Regions from separate parts of the Homo sapiens genome. Here region 2 is linked to region 1. A link is an interaction called in ENCODE POLR2A ChIA-PET data of the cell type or tissue named here. Cell type or tissue: B cell. All regions are shown on one strand. Region 1 has its middle 38 kb from the start of CCDC32. Region 2 overlaps KNL1 (kinetochore scaffold 1).

Evidence for each region. Peaks named below come from ENCODE experiments on the same cell type or tissue, not always from the same donor. Only the 100,000 strongest peaks of a DNase experiment are listed, where the experiment ranks them.
Region 2: POLR2A ChIA-PET joins it to region 1 with 6 read pairs; 3 of 35 experiments call an interaction of 5 or more read pairs at or near these places.

What each region holds. Positions count from the first base shown.
Region 1 is chr15:40,524,584-40,528,583 of GRCh38, forward strand. It overlaps a transcript of CCDC32 not described here. Among named protein-coding and RNA genes, the nearest start is that of CCDC32, 38 kb to the right of the region's middle. In B cell, no CTCF peak of the experiment used is centred here; no DNase peak of the experiment used is centred here.
Region 2 is chr15:40,648,373-40,652,372 of GRCh38, forward strand. KNL1 (kinetochore scaffold 1) reads left to right here. Exons shown (of 26, transcript NM_144508.5): 18 at 1,929-2,006; 19 at 2,172-2,211; 20 at 3,099-3,200; 21 at 3,633-3,733. Among named protein-coding and RNA genes, the nearest start is that of RAD51-AS1, 45 kb to the right of the region's middle. In B cell, no CTCF peak of the experiment used is centred here; a DNase peak (open chromatin) is centred at 1,659; H3K4me3 peaks cover 707 bases; H3K27ac peaks cover 974 bases.

The sequences.
Region 1 (4,000 bases):
CAGTGGTTGCCTGGGGCTTATGGGGGTTGGGGCAATTGGCTGCAAAGAGGCATGAGAGAACTTTCTGGAATGATGGAAAGGCTCTGTCTTCATTGGGGTGGTGGTTACATGTGTGTATACCTTTGGAAAAATTCATCAAGCTGTTCTTTTTCTTTCTTTTTTTTTTTTTTTTTTTTTTTTTTTTTGGAGACTGGGTCTTGTTCTGTTGCTCAGGTTTTCTACAGCCTCGACCTCCTGGGGTCAAGCAATCCTCCTGCCTCAGCCTCCTGTGTAGCTATGATTACAGGCCTATGCCACTATGCCCAGCTAATTTTTTAATTTTTTGTAGAGGCAGAGTCTCGCTATGTTGCCCAGGCTGGTCTCCCAACTCCTGGGGCTCAAGCATTCCCCTCACTCAGCTTCCCAAAGTGCTGGGATTACAGGCATGAGTCACCATGCCCAGCCAAGCTGTTCTTTTTTTTTTTTGAGATGGAGTCTCACTCTGTCGCCCAGGCTGGAGTGCAGTGGCACAATCTCAACTCACCGCAACCTCTGCCACCCGGGTTCAAGCAATTCTGCCTCAGCCTCCAGAGTAGCTCGGATTACAGGCGCCTGCCACTGTGCTTGGCTAATTTTGTTGTATTTTTAGTTGAGATGGGGTTTTACCATCTTGGCCGGGCTGGTCTCGAACTCCTGACCTCGTGATCCACTTACCTTCGACTCCCAAATTGGTGGGATTACAGGCGTGAGCCACTGCGCCCGGCCAATTTTTGTATTTTTAGTAGAGACAGGGTTTCACTATGTTGGCCAGGCTAGTCTCAAACTCCTGACCTTAGGTAATCCGCCCGCCTCAGCCTCCCAAAGTGGTGGGATTACAGGCATGAGCCACCATGTATGGCTGAGCACTCTTCCTCTAAAGTCTCCCCAAACTATGTTATGTCTCCTAAATTCTGAAAAAGTCCTTCTAAATATTCTAAAGCCACACTCTTTTAGACTTATTTCCAAGACCTCAGGGAGGCCTACCAGTCCTTCTCAGGCCACTGTAACTGACCTGAAGTGTCCTCTTACCCAGACCTCAGCTCCTTTGACCTCACCCTGGCAGGCCACTGGGACCTCGCCTGCTCCTCAGAGCTGACCCTGCCTGACACCCCTTGTTTCTCCCTTAAGCTTTGAGTGCAGAGACCCAGGACATTCAGGATTCAGCCACAGGTGCTCAGGGAATACTGGGTGGCCTCTGGCCTGGGTTCTCCAAGCCTTAGAAGCCACCCACCCATAATGTCTGGTCCACCCAATGCCCTGGCCCTTGGATGCTCATACTTTGGTGTCTCTCCTTAGGTATAAATAAAATAGTGTCAATAATTACATATCTTTGTCCTTGGCCTTTTTTTTTTTTCTCTCCATGACCTGCAAGTCACCGTGGATGGTGGCTGGGGTGGTTGGGCTTTACTGTTCTTTCCCACTGAGAGTGCAGACGAAAGACCTCTGCAACAACACCTGTGAACTGCCTGGTGCCTGTGTGGGCCCACTGCGGCCTCACCTCACACAATGTGGGCTGTGTAGACCAGAGCCAGAGAAAGTTAAAGCTGCTCATGCACTAGGGATAAACACAATTGACAGTGGTTACTGTCCTTCCAGAACATTTTTTTTCATGAAAATATGTGGGCTTGTTTGTAAGTGTGTGTTGGGGGGTCATTTGTTTTTAACAGGCTGGGCTCATGCTCTTTCAGCTCAATAAATATTTATTGATTAGCTACTGTATGCCAGGTACTGTTTTATATAACTGAAAATAATACTGTAACTTGCTGTTTTTTCTTAAAAGCATAAAATCTTTCCACATCAGTACATAATGATCTCCATCATTATTATTGACAGTCACATGGTAGTCCATAGCAAGGCAGTTTCACAACTCCAGAATTTAACTAATTTTAGACATTCAGATTGTCTCCATATACTTTTCCATTACAAGTAATGCTGCAGTGAATGCCTTTGTCATATGACCTTGTACACATTTGTAAATATTTCTAATAGACTCCTATAAGGGAAACTGCTTAATTAGAACAAATGTGCTGGCTGGGCGCAGTGGCTCACACCTGTAATCCCAGCATTTTCGGAGGCCGAGGCGGGCAGATCACCTAAGGTCAGGAGTTCAAGACCAGCCTGGCTAACATGGCAAAAACCCATCTCTACTAAAGATACAAAAATTAGCTGGGCATGGTGGCATGTGCCTGTAGTCTTGGCTTCTCAGGATGCTGAGGCAGGAGAATCGCTTGAACCTGGGAGGTGGAGGTTGCAGTGAGCGTCACTGCACTCCAGCCTGGGTGATAAAGCGAGACTCTGACTCATAAAAATAATAATAATAAAGTAAATATACTGAATTTTTTATTTTACTTTCTTTTTTGAGACAGGGTCTTGCCAGAGCAGCAGTACACCGATACAGGAGTACAGTTATGTGATCTCAGCTCACTGCAACCTCTGCCTCCCAGGTTCAAATGATCCTCCCGTCTCAGCCTTCCAAGTAGCTGGGATTATAGGTGCAGGCCACCATGCTGGGCCGATTTTTGTATTTTTAGTAGAGACAGGCTTTCACTGTGTTGCCTAGGCTGGTCTCGAACTGCTTTTTTTTTTTGTAACACTGTCTCACTCTGTCACCTAGGCTAGAGTGCAGTGGCACGATCTCAGCTCACTGCAACCTCTGCCTCCCGGGTTCAAGCATTTCTCCTGCCTCAGCCTTCCGAGTAGCTGGGACTACAGATGTGGGCCACCATGCCTATCTAATTTTTGTATTTTTAGTAGAGATAGGGTTTCACCATGTTGCCCAGGCTGATCTCGAACTCCTGATCTCAAGCGATCCACCTGCCTCGGCCTCCCAAGGTGCTGGGATTACAGGCGAGAGCCACCGCACCCCACCGAATGTTCTTAATTGTTGTACATAGGTGCTATGGTTTGAATATTTGTACCCTCCAAAACTCTTGTTGAAACTTAATTCCCAGTGTGGCAGTATTGGGAAGTGGGGTCTTTAAGAGGTGATTGGATAATGAGGGCTCTGCTTTCTCACAGATGGGTTCTTTCATTCATAAATTCGTGGATTAATGGGTTACTGTGGGAGGGGAGCTGGTGGCTTTATAAGAAGAGGAAGAGAGACCTGAGCTAGCACATTAGCACGTTCAGCCCCCTCACCATGTGGTGCTGTGCTCTGCCTTGGGACGCTGAAGAGAGTTCCCACCAGCAAGAAGGCTCTCACCAGATACAGCCCCTTGACCTTGGACTTCTCAGCCTCCATAAGAGTAAGAAATACACTTCTTTTCTTTATAAATTGCTCAGTTTTAGATATTCTGTTATAAGCAACAGAAAACAGACTAAGATACCAGGTATCAAGATTGTACCCATTCATTCCGCTACTACTAGTGTACAAGAAGGCCCTTTCCCCTACTCCCTGTGGCCTATCTTCAGTAATTTTGTCAATTTGATAGATAAAAATGGGCAATAATCTTTTCAACAGAAATCAGCCTCAGCGGTCGATACTGACTGAGCAGTTTACAACCTTCAGCACAGGGCACTTCTAAAGTGTAAACTGAGAGAGGCGAAGCTCTGGCCGCTCTCATGGGGAAGATTCGGATTTGGCTAACACTTGCACGGTCAGTCATGTACGTTCACACACTTGGTCTTCTTTCTCCCTCACCACCACCCTCTAAGGTAAATGTCATTATCTCATTTTTTCAGATGAGGAAACAGGCCCAGAGAGACTAACTTCTCTAAATCAAAAAGTTAAGAAGTAACAGCCCAGGGGGTGGGGGAGTCTGAGAGTGAAGGGAAGAGTAGCAGAGGCAAGGCCATCATTAACCCTGGAGCTTGCGTGGAGCCAGGACTGGGTCTCAAGGCAAGGCCAGACCAAGGGAGGAGTGGAGGAGGGAATGACATGAAATTCTTTGCCATGGGATGCAGACTGTGGAATCTGTTTTGCCTGTGCTCAAGGCTTGTCCTGGTTGGGCATGAGGTAGAGGCTGCAAAGAGTCCAGGGCCC
Region 2 (4,000 bases), 120 kb after region 1:
AGTGAGGCAAGATCACACCACTGCACTCCAGCCTGTGCAACAGAGCAAACTAAATAAATAAATTTAAATATATTCTCCGAGCTCAAAAATAAAATTCAAAAACTTGTTCTCTCTTATGATGTTTCTCATCTTTATGTATAGCAGTCACAATTCTTATACATTGTAAAAGCTCAATACTTTCATTGTCTTTGAGGCTCTCTTAACAAGTCCTGTCATCGGCAGCTTCAGCATCTCATGTGTTTATTTTCCTTTCCTATTAAGGCTCACCTTAATTCTGAACTGTGCTATTTCAGTCTTCTAACTAATCTTTATACATTCTTACCATTATTCCACCTTCTTCCATTCCAACCTGCACATTGCTGCCAGATTAATAATTATGAAAGACAGTTTTCATTAATGTTACTCCTCTGAAAAACTTCTGTCTTTCCATTTATTATAAAGTCCAAACTTAACTTTCTTTTTTTTTTTTTTTTTTGAGATGGTATTTCACTGTCGTTACCCAGGCTGGAGTCAATGGCACAATCTCTGCTCACTGCAACCTCCGCCTCCCAGATTCAAGCGATTTTCCTGCCTGAGCTTCCCGAGTAGCTGGGATTACAGGCATGCACCACCAGGCCCTGCTAATTTTTTTTTTTTTGTATTTTTAGTAGAGACGGGGTTTCTCCATGTTGGTCAGGCTGATCTCGAACTCCCGACCTCAGGTGATCCGCCCGCCTCGGCCTCCCAAAGTGCTGGGATTACGGGTGTGAGCCACTGCGCCTGGCCCAAACTTAACTTTCTCTGTGGTTGGCTTAAAGAAAAAAAAAAAGTCCAAACTTCTGAGCTTGACATTTCATATCTTCTACAGTTGTTTTCAGATTTACATGATTTGTTACTACTCCCATACACCTCTTAAATTCTAACCAAACATTGCTATTTTTATGCAGTTCTGCCACTTTTTTGAGACAGAATCTCTCTCTGTCACCCAGGCTGGAGTGCAGTGGCATGATCTCTGCTCACTGCAACCTCTGCCTCCTGGATTCAAGCAATTCTTGTGCCTCAGCCTCCCAAGTAGCTGGGATTACAGGCATGCACCACCACCCCCAGCTAATTTTTGTATTTTTAGTAGAGATGGTGTTTCACCATCTTGGCCAGGCTGGTCTCAACTCCTGGCCTCAAGTGATCTGCCCATCTCAGCCTCCCAAAGTGCTAGGATTACAGGCATCAGCCACTACGCCTGCCTTTTTCTTTTATTTAAAAAAAAAAAAAGAGAGGCAGAGTCTCACTCTGTTGCCCAGGCTGGGGTGCAGTGGCATGATCATAGCTCACTGCAGCTTCAAACTCCTGGGCTCAAGGAATCCTCCTTCCTCAGCCTCCTGAGTAGTTGGGACTATAGGCACATGCCACTAGCCTGATCATTTCTACTTTGGTCTTTGCTACTACATACTACGTTCTCTTTCTGTTTTTCACCAAAGAAAGTAGTCTCTTTTCCTTGAGCTCTCATGGCTCTTTTGTTAGTACTTCTTATATTACCCATCACATCTACTTGTATTATAGTTATTTTGTATAGTTTATCTTCCTGATTAAATTATAAGCTCTGTGGAGGCAGGAATCAGCTCTTCTTTTTCTCCATCTCCTTCAGAGTCCCTAGGACTATATTTCATACAGAGTAAGTGCCTAGTACATGTTTTTTGCACTGAATTGACCATGAGTACATGAATTCCATAGTCTAAAGTTCACCCCTTTGTTGACTACCTTACTTTCTCTTTCACAGAAAAAAAAAAAAAAATAGAAACCATCAGACTAGAACTTCTGAACTTCCTACTACCAAAGAAACAATCTGTCGTTTAATAAATTGTTTTTGATTGAATTATTCTTTTTTTCCTTACTTTGTTTTCTTTTTTTACTATTTTTCACTGAATTATTCTAACAAATACTGTCTACTTTAGAAACTAAGAATTTGGAGGATGAAGAGAAAAACAATCCTGTGGAAGAATGGGATTCTGAAATGAGAGCTGCAGAAAAAGGTAATTGAATTAGTTAAGGAGATAAATGGGTGTGGGGGAAGCCCTTCTGTTCTGAGTTTGTTTATATACTTTGGTGAGATTAAGTCAGAATTTTCAATAAAACAGATTTTTGTGGCAACATTCTAATATGTTTGTTCTGTTTTTTTTTTTTTTCTGTTTCCAAAGAATTGGAACAGCTGAAAACTGAAGAAGAGGAGCTTCAAAGGTCAGCCTTCAATCCAAGTGTTAGAAAATATAATGCTAAATCACAGAAGGCTAGATGACTTCCTGCCTCCAGAGACTGACAGGATTTGGGGACATGAGTCTTGATTGAGGCTGACTCAGGGCTTCTCCACTTTGAATGGAAACCTAGAGTCCATCTTAGTCAACAGTAGTTTTGAAGCACTTATTGTTTACAGGGCATTTATCCACAACAGTGTTTCTCAAGCTTGAATACTACCAGTATCCTTTTTGTTTAATAAATGTAAATATAAACAAGTATAAAATGAAGTATATATTTCTTAGGCCTATGAATCTTATTCAACTGTAAGTGTAAAAGAAAGTAAATAGAAATAATGACAAAGCCACTAAAATTCTAGTTGACAACATTAATTTGACAGGTGATAGTGTTTGGCTGAAATTAAATTGATGCTAGCAAAATGATTAACAAAGATATGTTCTGTTTAGCTCTAACAACTAAACGAAACCAAATACAGGCAAAAAAAAAAAAACTGTGACATGTCTCAGTTTTAAAGTATATCTTATGATCTACATTATGCTTATATTTTTATATTTTTGCTTTTTATCAAAAATAAAAATGTAGTATTTAAAAGTTATCTTAACATGTGAATCCCAAGGATATCTTCATGGATCCTAATTTGAAAAACAATGATTTATGCCTTTCCCAGGTAGACCCACTTCTAGATTAATGCTTATATAAAAAAAAAAAAAAAAACTAAACTAAGAATGCAGAAATGGATGCCATACACCTAACATTATTACCTCAATGGGGAGTCATGTAGCATGTGACTTCTTATCATAAACCTTTTATATTGATAGAGTGAATTCTCTAACAAAAACCTTATCTCTCTGAATACCTGCTTTTATTTGCAGAAATCTCTTAGAACTGGAGGTACAAAAAGAGCAGACCCTTGCTCAAATAGACTTTATGCAAAAACAAAGAAATAGAACTGAAGAGCTACTGGATCAGTTGAGGTAAGGAAATGCAGGCATCATTTGTTTGTGTTTTATTCTGTACCTTGTGGTTGTTTAAACCGATTGGAGCAATTGATGTATTTTTAATGTGTTGCTGTTTTTAACCTATACAGTGCTGTTTCAAAAAGAGTCAGTGTACTCAACAGTAAGCTGGAAATAGAGTAGAAGAACTATGGAATTATAATTTTTCCATATTTTATACTTTTCATTGCGTAGACTTGGTGTTTCTCTGATATACAACTCAAGATTGGGTTCTTAGTTATTTCAAAAGCTTAAGTTTGTACATCCACAATATATGAATTGAAATATTTTCTCCCAGTCCAGTGGAAAAACATTAGCAGCTGCTGTTGGTACTGTTTGGGTGGTATCAGAAGTTCTCTTTTATGTTAATTTTAAAAACGCTTTTTAAAAATCTTGTTTATCTCTCTACAGCTTGTCTGAGTGGGATGTCGTTGAGTGGAGTGATGATCAAGCTGTATTCACCTTTGTTTATGACACGATACAACTCACCATCACCTTTGAAGAGTCAGTTGGTAAGGAGCCAAAGTGAGATAATTCTTTTACAGAAAAATGAATGGCTACACTCACTAAAGATTCAAATCTTTATTTTACTATACTGATAACTATTGGCATGATGAGAGCACTGCTGAAAGTCTTAGAACAGTCACTTTATTGATAGCAGAATTTTATTTTATTTTGTAAAGAATAAAATAAAAATGGAATTAGTGAACGTTGCCCTTTGTTGAATTACATTAAATAAAAATTTTGCTCTGCAAATAATGGATAAACATGCTACTCAT